2 separate regions of the Homo sapiens genome follow, and region 2 is linked to region 1. The links are chromatin contacts, found by Hi-C or POLR2A ChIA-PET in ENCODE. All regions are on one chromosome and are shown on one strand. The core of a region is the stretch at or near the end of the contact, and the rest is flanking DNA. Distances in the headings are between cores, read along the strand shown. Region 1 overlaps DLEU1 (deleted in lymphocytic leukemia 1). Region 2 overlaps DLEU1 (deleted in lymphocytic leukemia 1).

What was found. A loop is a pair of places that touch in the nucleus more often than their neighbours do. ChIA-PET counts read pairs that join two places held with the same protein, here RNA polymerase II (POLR2A). Pooled maps may share reads with other maps.
Region 2: a map of PC-9 shows a loop between it and region 1 (5-fold over the local background). The contact joins two enhancer-like sites. A Hi-C loop is called at or near these places in 5 of 168 maps with a recorded cell type or tissue (B cell, CD8-positive, alpha-beta T cell, PC-3 and 1 more) and 7 of 50 pooled maps. POLR2A ChIA-PET finds 5 or more read pairs at or near these places in 3 of 52 experiments (Panc1, SK-N-SH and T-cell).

The regions. Positions count from the first base shown.
Region 1 is chr13:50,354,441-50,361,714 of GRCh38, reverse strand. All of the region lies in intron 2 of DLEU1 (deleted in lymphocytic leukemia 1), which reads right to left. It also overlaps the pseudogene RPL34P26. Among named protein-coding and RNA genes, the nearest start is that of DLEU1-AS1, 170 kb to the left of the region's middle. Within about 2 kb of position 3,879, at least 14 of the 41 ENCODE cell types and tissues checked have a DNase peak (open chromatin) inside an H3K27ac peak, as active enhancers do; they include PC-3 and PC-9, where a contact is called at or near this core.
Region 2 is chr13:50,317,785-50,325,058 of GRCh38, reverse strand. The region is part of intron 2 of DLEU1 (deleted in lymphocytic leukemia 1); the gene reads right to left. Among named protein-coding and RNA genes, the nearest start is that of DLEU2, 200 kb to the right of the region's middle. Within about 2 kb of position 4,682, at least 7 of the 41 ENCODE cell types and tissues checked have a DNase peak (open chromatin) inside an H3K27ac peak, as active enhancers do; they include PC-3 and PC-9, where a contact is called at or near this core.

The sequences.
Region 1 (7,274 bases), core at 2,630-5,129:
CTAACAAAACTAAGCTGTCTGGAACCCCTGGTAATAGAATCATTTACCTTTATACCAAGAAGGTTGGGAAAGCACCAAAATCTACATGTGGTATGTGCCCAGGCAGACTTTGAGGGGTTCATGCTGTAAGACCTAAAATTCCTATGAGATTGTCCAAAACAAAGAAATATGTCAGCAGGGCCTATGGTGGTTCCATGTATGCTAAATGTGTTCATGACAGGATCAAGCATGCTTTCCTTATCGACGAAGAGAAAATCGTTGTGAAAGTGTTGAAGGCACAAGCACAGAGTCAGAAAGCTAAATAGAAAATGAAACTTATTAACAAAAATGAAAAGACTTGCAAAAAAAATTGTGTGGAGTGAATAAACAAGTGCTTCTTTGTCAAGAAGCAGCTGGAGGAGGATATTATAGGAAAAAAATAATCTGAGAAGCCACCTCCATAGAAGGTAACTCCTTGAATTGCTTAACAGAGAGGTTAAACAGCAAACTCCATGATGCTATAGTGAGATGCCCCCATTTGGGAGAAAACTGTAGGTTCTCTCCTTTAGACTTAGCTCTTTTCGGAAACCCACTCCATAAGCACACTATTAAAACATGTCAGATGGAAGAGATGTAGGTGTACTTATACATACACATATATTAACATATACATATCCAAATAGGTTCTTTCAAAGAATGACAGGTTTTGCCTCCCTGAGATCACTGGAACTTAGGATTTTGTCTATAGCTTTCTGTTTTCATGTTTAGGATTTATTTTGAACAGCAAGTTTTGCACCTGTACAGAAAGATTTAGCTGACTTCAACAACTCAATTCATCAAGTTGTTCCTGAGTGCCTGCCTGCCAGGCCCTGCTCTAGGCACGGGGACACAAGAGTGACGGTGCCTTGTTGAGACATGAGTGTCCCAGCACTCAAGGAGCCAGCAGGCTTTTGCTGAGCACCAGGGATAACAAGAGTTCCTCCCAAGGTGACTTTCCCTGGGTGGGAATATCATATCAGATGACATCTCTAGTCTCAGACCAAATTACAAACTCAAAGAAACTTGGTAGGGTGGCAGGGCAGGGCAGGCCTGTGCATGCAAAACAGGGGCCCCAGCTGACCTTCTAGGGAGGGCACACGTTTCAAAAAATTTTTTGGCCGTATTGGTTCCTTCACTCATTAGTTGAGCAACAACTACATCAGTGTTTATCCCAGTGGCTATGGGGGTCGATGGCCCCAACAGGAACTCTTTCCCTTCAGAGCTAGAGTCTCAGGACAAACGAGAAACACCTTGTGTGGAGTAGGCTCCTAGCTCAGGGTCACACGGCAGTGGTGGCAGGGCTGGGATGAAAGATCTGCTGATAAGAGTGTTCCCATCACATGCTTTGGTGGATGCACACATGCAGATCAGCATTTGGGGGCAGCCTTCCTCTCCCCTACACCTCCAGCACGTCCCAAGGCTGCATCGGGTGTGATGGCGCAGCTGGCTCTGACCCTGGCATGAGCCTAATCTAAGCAGAAGATGTCAGGAAGGAGGTACGGAGTGGCATGCTTTCCCTATTTGGTGCCTTCAAGGCTGTGCTGCCCTTGGGCTGGGCTGGCGAATGGAGAAAGCTGGTGAGACAGTGGATACGATGAAGTCAACCTGTGATCTTAAACTGGAGGGGAAATACTCCTTGTTTATGGCTTAGAGATCCCACCCCGAGGAAGAGTGCTCAGCAAACTGAGGGCAAGGCACACTCATCAAAGAACCCACTAGTTCGCAGAATCAGTCAAGCAAAGCGATTGATGCCGTCATCAAAGGAGTGATGTTATACGCAAATTACCTAGCTTGCTACAGACACTGGCAGCTTTTCCTTGCCTCTCCAACTGCAAAAGCAAATCGCACTCTACCTCCAGAAATGAAAAGAAGCACTCCCTCTCCAGGTACAACCCCAGTAAGGCACATGGGAAAAATATAAGTCTCATCCAGTGCTCAGCTCTTTCCAAAAGTCAGACACCCCTCACGTCTTCTATCCCATGTGTGGCTATGGCCCACTGTCCACAGGAGGCATTTCTCTGCTAGAAAGGTAGAGCTCTTCCAGTCTTCCCAGTCAAACAAGAAGGCTCAGCCTTTGTGGTCCTCAAGTAGCTTGCAGGGAGCAAGAAGTCGGGAAGTGGGAAATTCCAATTCCTCTGGAGTAAGGAGATGCTGTTTCTTTACTGGGGAAAGAGAGTAAGCAGGTGCATATATAACAGCCATGCTGTTAGAAGAGAAGATGTAGGATTTGAGCACATGAGAATGTTTTATTAATTTTGTATTTTAATTAGATTTTTGGGTTTTTTTTTTCTCTAGTCTGTCTTCTGTGTTTTTTTTTTCTTTTTTTTTCCTGCATGAACCAAGAAAGAGAATGGCATTGAGAAGGTATAAAAGGGTTCTTTAATACTTCCACCTCCTTGGATATACAGCAGGAGAAAGAAAGTTGGATTACTTTATACTGGGCCTTTAAAAAAAAGTCTGGTACCTTTGTATATCATGAGCTGATGTGAATGGTAATGGCGCCAGCCTCCTGGACTAAGATTCCACCAGTTTCCCCTGTGATGCAGGCCATCCCCCACCCGCACCCCAGCTGAAACAGAACTGAAACTCAGAAAACCTAGCTATCCCTGCATTAAAAAATATATTTGCAAGCATCCAGGGATTTTATTTCCGTCCTCAAAAAATTGAGAGCCTCAACATTTATTTTGTGCAGAGGCAGAGAAAGTACCCCCATAGTCTGTGGGCTGACCCCAAAACTGAGTGTCTGTGGCTATGACTATTTGATAACTGGGCTGCTACACTTGTAAGGTTTCATTTCTTTATTTCCTTCAAAATGAAACAAAGATAAACAGTGAGAGTAGTATTTTATTGTTTGAACACCAGTTTCTCCCCTTAACAATCCTGTGTTAGTATGCTATTTTCTTGATGTGATTTTAAACCTCAGTGTGTACCCGGCCAGTTCTGTATTCCAGAAGCTACTGTCTACTGCCAAGAGCTATTAATCAAAATAAATGGGTGCTTGGGATCCTGGAAGTGGTGTGGGGACTCTGCTTCTCTGTAGACAGACTACCCTCTTCTGCCCCAGAGTGGGGGCAGCAGGAGGATGATAGTGGTCAGGGAGGCACTGTGGCATTCTGAATCCCTGGTGACACAAGAGGGTGTCAACACAGCCTGTGGATAACAGGAGAAGGGCCTAAAATGTACTTACACCACCCTAAGACTGGACAAACTCTGGGGATACTTCCAGTTCATCTCCCACAATTTCTAGAGGCATCTGCATGCCTGTCAGCTTGGGCCAAGTGCACAGAACACCATCTTTGTCAAAGCTAATTCCTGGCACCTACCCAATAAGCCCAGGCTGCTTTCATTTCTACTCTGTATTCTTTTATGACATTTGAAAGACAAAGAAAAGAAAGTGGTCTTAGAAGGTAAAAAGGTTACTTGAGTTCACAGACTTGATATTTTAGGAAGAGGCTAAACTAAATTATTCCAAAGTCTTACATTTAATTTGTGCCATCAGTGACCAAACATTTTCAAGAGTTAGTGGGTATAAAGGACTGAAAAGGATGATAAAGTTACTATCAACATTCAGGCCACAGAAAGGCAGAGGAGGGAGAGAACAGTTAGAAACATATTAAACCAAAATCTAGTCCAGCCATCCCTCTAGCCCTTTTATTTTGTACCTGGGGTAGGGGGTGGGGAGAGTTGATGTTAGCTTTTGGGTTTTTGCTTGCAGCAAGCATATTTCATTTTGAGCCGGTTGTGCCAGTTAGTGACATAATGTCCACATGGTAATATGATACGGTAAGCACAAATGCAGTGCACAAACCAGACTGTGGCCTGGGAAAGACAAGCTCTGTCCATATATCAACGGGAATGGCTCGGAACTCAGGGAGTGAGTATTTTGAAGCAATCGCACATGAATTCACCTTCAGGAGATTAGAGGCTGATGTCACCAGGAGAGTGAAGTCATCAGAAATGACCTAAACTGATGGGACCTTGCCAGAACAAAGCTGCGCTGTGCAGACACACAGCTTAACTCCTTCTGGGTTGAAGATTTCTCCAAGGCTGCTTTTTTTTTTTTTTTGTGAACACGAAGAGTTTCTAACAGACGACAACAAAGCCGATATGACTCCCACACTCCTAGGCATCAGCTGGTGTTACTTGATGAAAGAGGCCCAAAAATAAGTAAGTTCCACTAACCAGATGTCCTAAGCCCTCACCTTTTCATCCAAGAGTTCTACCCTGTCTCTATAGATTCTCAGGGGAATAGCACTAGTAGGCCTTTCATAACAGCAATTGAATTGAAGTGAATGGAATTAAGCTAGCAATGGCAGATCCCCCAGAATGGCAACAGTTGGGCCCACAGAATGGTGGTGGAACAGCACTACAGAAGACAGCCCATTTGAAAAGTGGCTGGTTGCCTGAGTCTGCCTGTGATTCTCAGTGGAACACTCCATGTGCCAGGAAGCAGTAAGATGCTGGCTGTCTCTCACCTAGTCAAGCTGCTTAGCAGTGAAGAACCATCCTCTTCTCCTTGTTACCATAATTCCTGAGAGCCATTACCACTTGCTTATTTCATCCTCTCTAATGTCAACCCTTGGCTACTACAGATGCCATAAGGTCAGTCACACCTTGCTTAGGCCAAGGAATACAACATAACTTTAAAAGTTAATCATGCATGGAAAATACCTTCAGATTCATGTGTCCCCTTATGGGCAGTGGCTGCATTAACATTGCATCATAAAAACAAGCTAGATAAGATCATACTAGAGGTGGTCTTAGGGGCAGGGGGCTGGACCCGGCCTCTCTTCTGGGATGAACCTAGCATCTGGTGTGTAGAATCCGTAGTCAAGTGGGATAATGTAAATAAAAGCACCTTCCAAGCTGCAAAGTATTCACTGAAGAATATTTTGATTTCATGATGGTCCTCCACAAAGCAAGGATAAAGGACCAACAACAATAGGTATGACCTTAATATAGGCCAAATGGGAAGATGGCTGCCGACATGAGGTAGTGGGAGGTACACAGAAGAGGTCTCCTGCCCCTAAACCTTCCTCCTGATGCCTGTTGTGTACCTACAAATCCACCTCTAACAACTTGCTTGAGGTCAGTGCTTTTCAAATTGTTCTCATCACAACCTTTACAGTACTGTTCAGTACTCTCTCATACACGTACAATTGAAATAAAAGTTTTTGCAGAAGCAATACTTTCCCTACTGCCTAAGATGTGCTCTGACACTTCCTAATATATTTCATATGACTTCATTTTTTACTACTGGCTTGACCCATTAATTTAACAACTACTAATGGGTCAAGATTCACAATTTGAAAAACACTGAGAGTTAATTCCACATAGGAACAGAGCAGAAAAAAATATAAATTAGGGTTTTCACCGTAGGGAATCGAGTCCTGAGAGGGGAAAAACCCACGATGCTTTAAGGCTAGAAAGCAGAAGGCTGGAGAGAGCAAAAATCAGCTTCTACTACTTCATGAATCACTTTGGGCCGCCACTGGAGACCCTCATCAGAGTGTACCCATCTTCTCACTACATAACTCCTCCTCTATTCATCCACTCCCAAACTCATACACAATCACAGAAAGATAATCCATCCCCGCCCCTCTGCCCAGATAGAATCTAACAGAAATCAGTGTGCATTCTTACACTGAGACCAGAGAACCAAAGAGCAAAGGGACAATGACCAATAAGTGAACTGAAACCATCATGAATACTGAGACTGAAGTGTGCTTTTGCGGGATAGGAATCAAACCACATTGAGGTGAGTGCACTCTTGCATCTACTTACACATGAAATGGGAAAATTAGCTCCACTTTATCACATTAAAGTATCTACGTCAGGTTTGGAAGCTATGGTTGGCTTTCAGTGCCACTGAAGCACCACGAGATTTAGGCTGACTTGGGCTACCCTATCTTGGGCTACATGATGAACTACTGTGACCAAACCCATCCAGACACTGGGTGGATTTTTTTAAATATAGTAAATATTTACTGAGCTCTTACTAAGCTGTGCACTATAAAAAAATCTGTCAAGCTTTTTACTTGATTGTATAGTCCAAGCATTTGATTGAACTCACAGAATTCAGAGTTACGGTTATGCTTATTATCACAACCCTGAACTTGAATGGCCTTCAGACCTTGGCACATTTTGTGGGTTTTTAAAATACTGTTCAGCTTGCCACTATCAATCCTTTGGATATACTTTTCTAAAACGTCAATAACTTTCAAATGCTCAGATTAATTCTGGAATAAATACATTCTCTGCTGAGGGAGGTAATTTACTTAAAAGGGAGAAATAAAAGTGGTCAATTTCACTTTCTGTTTCCATTGAGACTAATTTTCTGTGCACCTGCCTTCAGGATTTAGAATGAGTGAGAAATTTACCTGTATTTTTAATGAAAATTCATGTTGTTTCCTTTTTTGAAAGTAACACACCAAAAGAGATAGCATGCTAGTGTGGGCCTGTTCCTAATATTTGTAAGATGCAGGCAAGAACACACGCAGGGACCAGGACTGGGCAGCCCTGTGGTTTCTTACCGAGGTCGAGGAACACTGATTACATGCATGTGAACACTTCAGCCAGTATATGCAAGGTCTGTCTTCTTTCCCATCCCACCCTCATGAGACACAGGTATGTGTCCACCACAGTAGGCACAGGGCCAGGAGAGTCTAGGTGCTGATCCTAAGCATAGTCGAGAGTGGGTTGTCAGGGTAGGCATGGGGGATAATCACAGGTGAGCCAGAATAGATGTGGAGTCCAGGGAAGAAGCAGCTTTAGCTGCCTCAAACCTAAAGGGAGTGGGGAGGTAGGAGGAGCGAGTACTGTACTAGTATTAATCCATTCATATCAATGCATTCAATGTGTCCTATTGCGTATGAGACACCCACAACCACTTAACGAAACCCATTGTTACACCAACAAAACAAACATGAATGCATGCCCTGCCCTAATCTAGAACCCAAGTTGTAGCATTTCACTCATAGAAAACAAAACAAAACAAACAAACAAAAAACAGATTTTATTTTTACTCAAGTAGCCTTTGTATTTTTTAAAAGAAAAAGCTAATATTTCTCATACGCTCGTTTTTGTATTTTTTTAACATTGCTTTCAACTAGGGACCCATTTTAACCTGAGCCTACTTTGAGCAGGTTTGTAAAGTAGTTGAACCTGATGTTCTCTTTTGCTGTTGATGTATCCAGGCCATTTGCAGGGAACAGAAAGAGAGAATGTCAGAAATGCACCCTTCCCTGGCTTAAGCA
Region 2 (7,274 bases), core at 3,433-5,932, 37 kb after region 1:
GAGTGGAACTTAAGTAAAGAGGGAAGAGCTTGTGCAAGGCCCTGTGATAGGAGAAACCCCAAGATGTGTTTCAGGGATTGAAAATCCAGTATGTGTAGAGCAGAGAGAGGAGGAATGAGTGAAAATAAGAATGGAGGCTGCGCATGGCGGCTCATGCCTGTACTCCCAGCACTTTGGGAGGCTGAAGCAGGCAGATCACTTGAGAGCAGGAGTTTGAGACCAGCTGGCCAACATGGCAAAACCCTGTCTCTACTAAAAATACAAAAATTAGCTGGGCGTGGTGGTGCACGCCTGTAATCCCAGCTACTCAGGAGGCTGAGGCACGAGAATCTCTTGAACCACGGAGGTGGAGGTCACAATGAGCCGAGATAGTGCCACTGCACTCTCTCTGGCCCGGGCAACAAAGTGAGACTCTGTCTAAAAAAAAAAAAGTAAGAATGGGGAGGCAGGCAGAAGCCAGACTATGTAGGGCTTTGGAGGCCAAATGGAATAATTTTTTCTCAATATATCCTAAGAGTACTAGTGACCACTGCAGGGTTTAGTGTGTGGGAGTGGGGAGGCTGGCGGGGAGATACTATCAGATTTGCAATCTGGAAAGATGGGTCCAGTTGAAAAGATGGAAAATAAGAGGAAGCAGAATATCTGAACAAAGTTCCTAGAGACACAGGAGATCAGCCAGAATGAGAATAGGGGGTGAGGATGTATTTGAGAAGGATGCGTCTTCTTGAGAGATAGAAAGGATAGAAGTAAAAAGATGTGAGACAATGGGCACATTTGGAAGTAGAAAGAGAAAGTGTAGTTGAAAAGTTAAAAATTTGATTTATCTGCTAAAAATGAAGAAAACATAGGTAGAAGGTGGGAGTACAGTTTCTGTTATGGAGAAGGCTTCCATCAATATTTATTGGATGTTAATGAATGTAAAGGTTTGGAATAGCTGCCGTGGCAATTGAGAAAGGGATCCCTCCAGGGAGCATAAGAATTGCCCAGCAATCCAACACCCACATTGCTCATTCTACTCAGTGTGGGTCATCAATGCCCATAGGGAAAAATGCATAGGCTCCAAAATATCATAAATTTGGAAATATTGTGGACACCTGCAATAGGAAAATCTGAATCATGGCATCATACTGCTTAAAATGCTCAAAATTAGGTGGAATGTCTTCAACGCACTTGATTACCACGTCACAAGGGGAACATTGGTCATCCTGTGATTAGTCATAGGTGGTTTGAATGCTTTGGAAATGATGTTTGCTGCTGGCATTTTCTAAAGAAGCATAAATTATAACTAAATTTCTCCTGTTTATATGCATTGCCATTTCTTCCCACAGCTTTCATCAACAAATAACAATCAGAGCACTATAGCTAACAAAGTAATAGCTGCATCGCATCTTGTTTCTGACACTGTCAAGCTCTACTTACTAGACAGCCAGATGTTGTCTATGATCTCTTCTTTCCCTTAAGTCATGCAGGGCATGAGGTGAGACATGGTGGCTACTGCCTTGGAAATCCAAAGCAGTCATCACAAAATACAAGGTAATTTTGATCATTGGGATGAGCAGGGAACAATATTTTTTTTCTATTCTAGCATCTTAGAGGTAGAAAGGCATTTTACTAGTGGTCTACTTAGTCGGGAAAAAATTATACACTGGGGTATAGGAAGAAAATACTATAACTTAATCTTCTCTTTATTTTTATTTTTAGAAGGCAAGGAATTAAGCTCATTTGTGACTAATTTATTATATGACTTGACACTGACATTTTGCTCAGCCTGAACATCAGATGCCACATGTGACATACTAAGGGCAGAGTGGGGGCTGCACAGCATTGGCAGTGCCATTCTTTCTTGTTGTGTCCAATAAGGTAGGTTATGAGCAACCTCAGAAGACTCAATTTTGCTAAGATGTCTATTTTCTCCAAACTGATCTATAAAGATTTGACACAATCTCAATCAAAATTCAATTTTTCAATAGTCAAAAGTAAATTTTTCCATAAAAATTGAGAATTTAATTCTAAAATTCATATGGAAATGCAAAAGACCTCGAATACTGAAGAAACTTTGAAAAAAGAACAACACTGGAGGGCTTACATGCCTTGATTTCAAGTCTTATTATAGAACTACAGTTATCAATACAGTGTGGCACTGGCATAAGGATAGACAAATAGATCAGTGGAGCAAAATAGAGGGTCCATAAATAGGTCCACACATATACAAACAATTGATTTTTGCTAGAAGTACAAAGGTAAGTCAGGGAAGTAATAATAAGCTTTTCTATAAATTGTGCTGGAAAAATTGTATATCCACATGCAAAAATATAAACATTGATCCATACTTTAAATTGTATATAAAAACTAATTCAAAATGAAATATAGACCTAAATGTAAAACCTAAAATTATAAAACTTCTGTTAGAGAATCTCTCTGATCCCAGGATAGGTAAAGATTTCTTAGATATAACACCAAATGAACAACCCATAAAAGAAAAAAATTGATAATTTGAAACTCAATAGACTTTTGAAGAGCAGAAGCTTTTAATTTTGACAAGAGAATAAGAAGACAAGCAAAAACTAGGAGAAAATATTTATAAACTACATATCTCACAAAGAACAAATTTTAAAACTCATTAAGAAGAAAACATAAAAACAATTAAAAAAATAAAACATTCAAATAGACACCTCACCAAAGGTAGACAATTGGAAATAAGCACATGTAAAGATGTTCAACATAATTAGTCTTTGGGGAAATGCAAATGAAAACCACAATAAAGCATGAAGTCAAATCTATTAGGATGGCTAAAATTTAGAAAACTGACCACACCCAGCGATGTTAAGGAAGTGAAGCAACTGGAACTCTCATACACTGTTGGTGTGAATGTAAAATGGCACAATCACTTTAGAAAACAGTTTGACAATTTCAAAAATGTTACACATGCGCCTGCCATATGTTCCAGCCATTCCACTCATAGGTTTTTACCTAAGAGGAAAATAAATATGTTCATATACAGGCTTGTACAGAAATATTCATAGCTGCGTTTTTTTTTTTGTAACAGCAAAAAACTGGAAACAGCCCAAATGCCCATAATTAAGTGAATGGATAAAGAAATTGTGATATAATCATACAATAGAATATTACTCCACAATAAAAAGGAGTGAATTATTGATATATTCAACAGCATTGATGAGTCTCAAAGTAAGTATTCTGACTGAAAGAAAAGAGATTTTTTTAAAGATTACATGCTGTATGTTTCACTTTATATAAAATCCTAGAAAATGCAAGTTAATGTGTAGTTACAGAAAAAAAGATCAATGGTTACCTAGGAAAGAGGAATTTCAAAAGGACCCAAGAAAACTTTTAGGAGTAGTGGGTTTATTAGCTTGATTGTGGTGGTAGTTTTAATAAGAATATACATATGTTAAAACATCAAATTGTACACTATATGTATGTGCAGTTTATTGTTTGTTGGTTATGTCTCAATAAAACTGTTAAAAGAAATTATGTCATGTTCAAGAAAAAAATATTTGTAGATTCAGTAAAAGACTATCAATACTACCTTACCTACTGTAGCACTTAGGTAAAAGATAATCTATTAACTTTTCAGGATTCCAGTTGTACATGTAAAATAAAGAAAAAACTCACTTCACTCAAGAATTATAAAAATTATTAGCTAGTATTGACTAGGTCAACTGAAAATGCCAAGTGTTGTGCAAACTGCTTTATTTTTAGCTATACAATATAGTGGTTATTTCAGATTCTTGAATCTGAGCATGTAACTGTTGGCTGAATTTATCCCTAAATCCTTCCATTTGGGCAAATGACTTGATTTGCAGTATCAATTCAGTATATGTGTAGTTCAAGATTCCCAAGAGGTTGTGCTGGTGTACTGGCAAAGATTGTATTTTGGATGTAAGTGATTTCCTTATATAATCTGTAAACTAGAAACTGACAAGTATGGTAGATTTCACAAATATAAACAATGTTACTATTGGACTTCATCTGTAATCAATTTATGAAATGCACCTGAGTAGATTTTCTAAAGAGTTTAGGTACTTCAATGTCAGAAGGAAAAGCCTTTTCTCCTTGAATCTTCACATTCACTAGCTAAATGGGCTAAACAAGAAGCACATCAAAAAAAGAAAAAAAACAGCACCCTGGAGTGACACAAGACTGAATTCTAATCCCAGTTCTGGTACTCACCTGCATGAGACCTTAGGCAAGTTACTTCACCACTTCTGTTTCTTTGTAAGAAGGGAGCAAGATGCTTGCCTTCTGTGCCTCTTAACACACATCATCCAGAAAGTTTGCAAAACCACCTCATCTTCAATATTTAGTTTTAAACCTTCACTGCAATGTTGTTCCAGCGTAACACTTCAGTAAAGGAAAGGAATTATACTAGGGTCTTGCACTATGGCTTGATCTGACCCTCTAGGGCTCATGTTAAAGATAAGTATATTGATTTTAGCCCATTTATAAAGTTACTAGGCCATCATTACCAACTCTTGCAAAATGAAAAATTTATTTAATTGACTAAGGTTTATGAGACTTTAAAAAATATGGCAGCACATTGATAAATGAGTTACCCAGTCACAGCCTGACTCATTCTACAAATATTTGCTAAGTACTTACTGTGTGACAGGGAGTCCATAGTAGACAAATCTCAGCTTACTATTTATTATGGACTGAATTATTTCCCCCCTCACAGACACACACAAATTCATATACTGAAGCTCAAATCCCCAATGTGACTATATTTGGAGATGGGACCTTTAAAGAGGTAAATAAGGTTAAAGAGATCAAAACAATGGGCCCTAATACATTGGGACTGGTGTCCTTACAAAAAGAAAAGATACCAGGGATACTCAGGCACAGAGAAAAAGGCCCTGTGAAGACACAACAAGAAGGCAGCCATCTGCAAGCCAAGGACAGAAGCCTCAGATGAAACCAAATCTGCAGACACCTTAATCTTAGACTTCGAGCCTCCAGAATTGTGAGAAAATACATTTTGTGGTTTAAGCCACACAGTCTGTGGTATGTTGTTATGGTAGGCCTCACAGACTAAGACACCATTTTTAATTAAGAAACTGACATGCCTGGTTTGAGAAGATTTTTGAGTCAGAAGTCAAGAGAAAATTTATACAATTTGAAAGCTGAAAATGTAGAGAAAATGTGTTTTCAGAAATGCCCTGAGAATGAATATCTTTCTACAGCCATTTCTTGGGTCTTGGCCAGCTTTTCTCTATGTGTCTTTAAGGAAGAGTATTTGCACACAAGAGTGAAGTTATCACACCAGGCAATCTGTCAGCATAGGAAAGTTTACACAATAGAAACGGTGACTCTGCAGCACCCCTGGCCAGCAGTCTCCAAGGGCCTCATGCTTGAACCTGACCATCCCCCTTTGACTTTTCCTCCCTGCCCCAAAAGTTCTCACTTTTGCTCTCCCTCTTTCTCTCTTACGGAAGAAAACCAGTCCGGACTGTGCATCCGCTCAAAGATGAAAAGTTGGTCCTGAAAACTTGTCTTGTAGTAACTGCCCTTGAATACCTATAGTTATATAGGTGTGCTGTCTATTGGGTGTGTTTGTAACAGCTTTGGGGTTCTCAAAATAACCTCTCTGTGTCCTCTACAACAGTGATCCCCAACATTTTTGATACCAGGGACTGGTTTCATGGAGGACAACTTTTCCACAGACACAGAGTGGAGGGGGATGGTTCAGGATGATACAAGCGCATTACACTTACTGTGCAATTTATTTATATTATTATTAGATTGTAATATATAATGAAGTATACAACTCTTTATCATGTAGAATCAATGGGAGCCCTGAGCTTGTTTTCCTGCAACTAAACAGTCCCACCTGGGGGTGATAGGAGACAGTGACAGATCATTATGCACTAGATTCTCATAAAGAGCACGCAATCTAGATCCCTTGCATGCACCATTCACCATAGGGTTCACACTCCTGTGAGAATCTAAAGCCACCACTGATCTGACAGGAGGCTGAGCTCAGAGGGTAATGGGAGTGATGGGGCGTGGTTGTAAATACAAATGAAGCTTCACTCACTCGCCTGCTATTCACCTCCTGCTGTGCGGCCCTGTTGCTAACAGACCATGGACTGGTACTGGTCCATGGCCCAGAGGTTGGGGACCCCTACTCTACAAGGTGGCTCCTGGTCTCTAGATAATTTTATAAGCCAAGAGGAGATATCCCCATCCCAACCCAGGAAGCAGGAGGAAAAGGAAGCAGGGAATAATATAAAATATAGAGGATTTGAAAGAAAAACAACTTTTCTTCTGCCTTCATTCCTCTCTTCCCATCTCCCCCAGGGAGGCCTTCACTATCTTCAGAGCTTCAGCTCTTGCCTCTAAGCTGGTGGTTCCCACATTGTGTTCTCAATTCCAATTTCCCCGAGAGTGCTAGTATTATATCTATGACTGTCTAGCTGACATTTTCACCTAGATGGCCCAAACTCACCCCTCAATATTCTAGGCTCACCATAACCTTCTAGTAACATTTTGAGGGTTCCTATGTGTCCCAGACCATCTCATTAAATTTAGTTATCTGTTCACTTCCAAGTATAAGACTTTTTATTCTGAATGTCGTTCCCTTTGGCCTTTTTACAATAGAAACCTTATTGGGTGAGTGTTTTTCCATTTCATCTATTTTTTTAAATTACTCAAATGTCCTGTCTTTAATAACTAGGCTAAATGCTACTATTTCTAAACAATCATTTTTATTCACGAAAACACATTTTAGACCCTTTCCACATCCCACCTTCATCCTATGAATATGTGAGATTTTTATGGGCTCACAGACAGTTTTGGAATAAAGAAAAGACTATTCAGAGTTTACTTTGGATATAAAAATTAATAGTAAGTGAGTTAATTTTATTAAAGTTACCAACCAAATAAATACCAAGAATGGACCAATGATGAGAATGTGTTATGAACCAAGGATTCTAAATGATCCTCTGAACGCCTGTCACACATTTAAAAAAGAATACAGAAACTTGATTATTCCTTAAACTTTTAAGTTCAGCTTACAAGTATTATTTTATTGGTAACTGTAGCAGATTTTAACAATCACTTTTAAGAGCTCTTTGGATAATATTGATTCTTAATGTTCAAGTGTTACAACTAAATTTATAAATTTAACATATTCAGTATACTTTTTAAGTATTGCAATTGTATTTATCCAACAAATTTTCCTCTGTACTTAAAGTAATTCTTATATATCTGATAAATTAAATTTGTAAATATGGTGAATTTTGATTTTATACCAA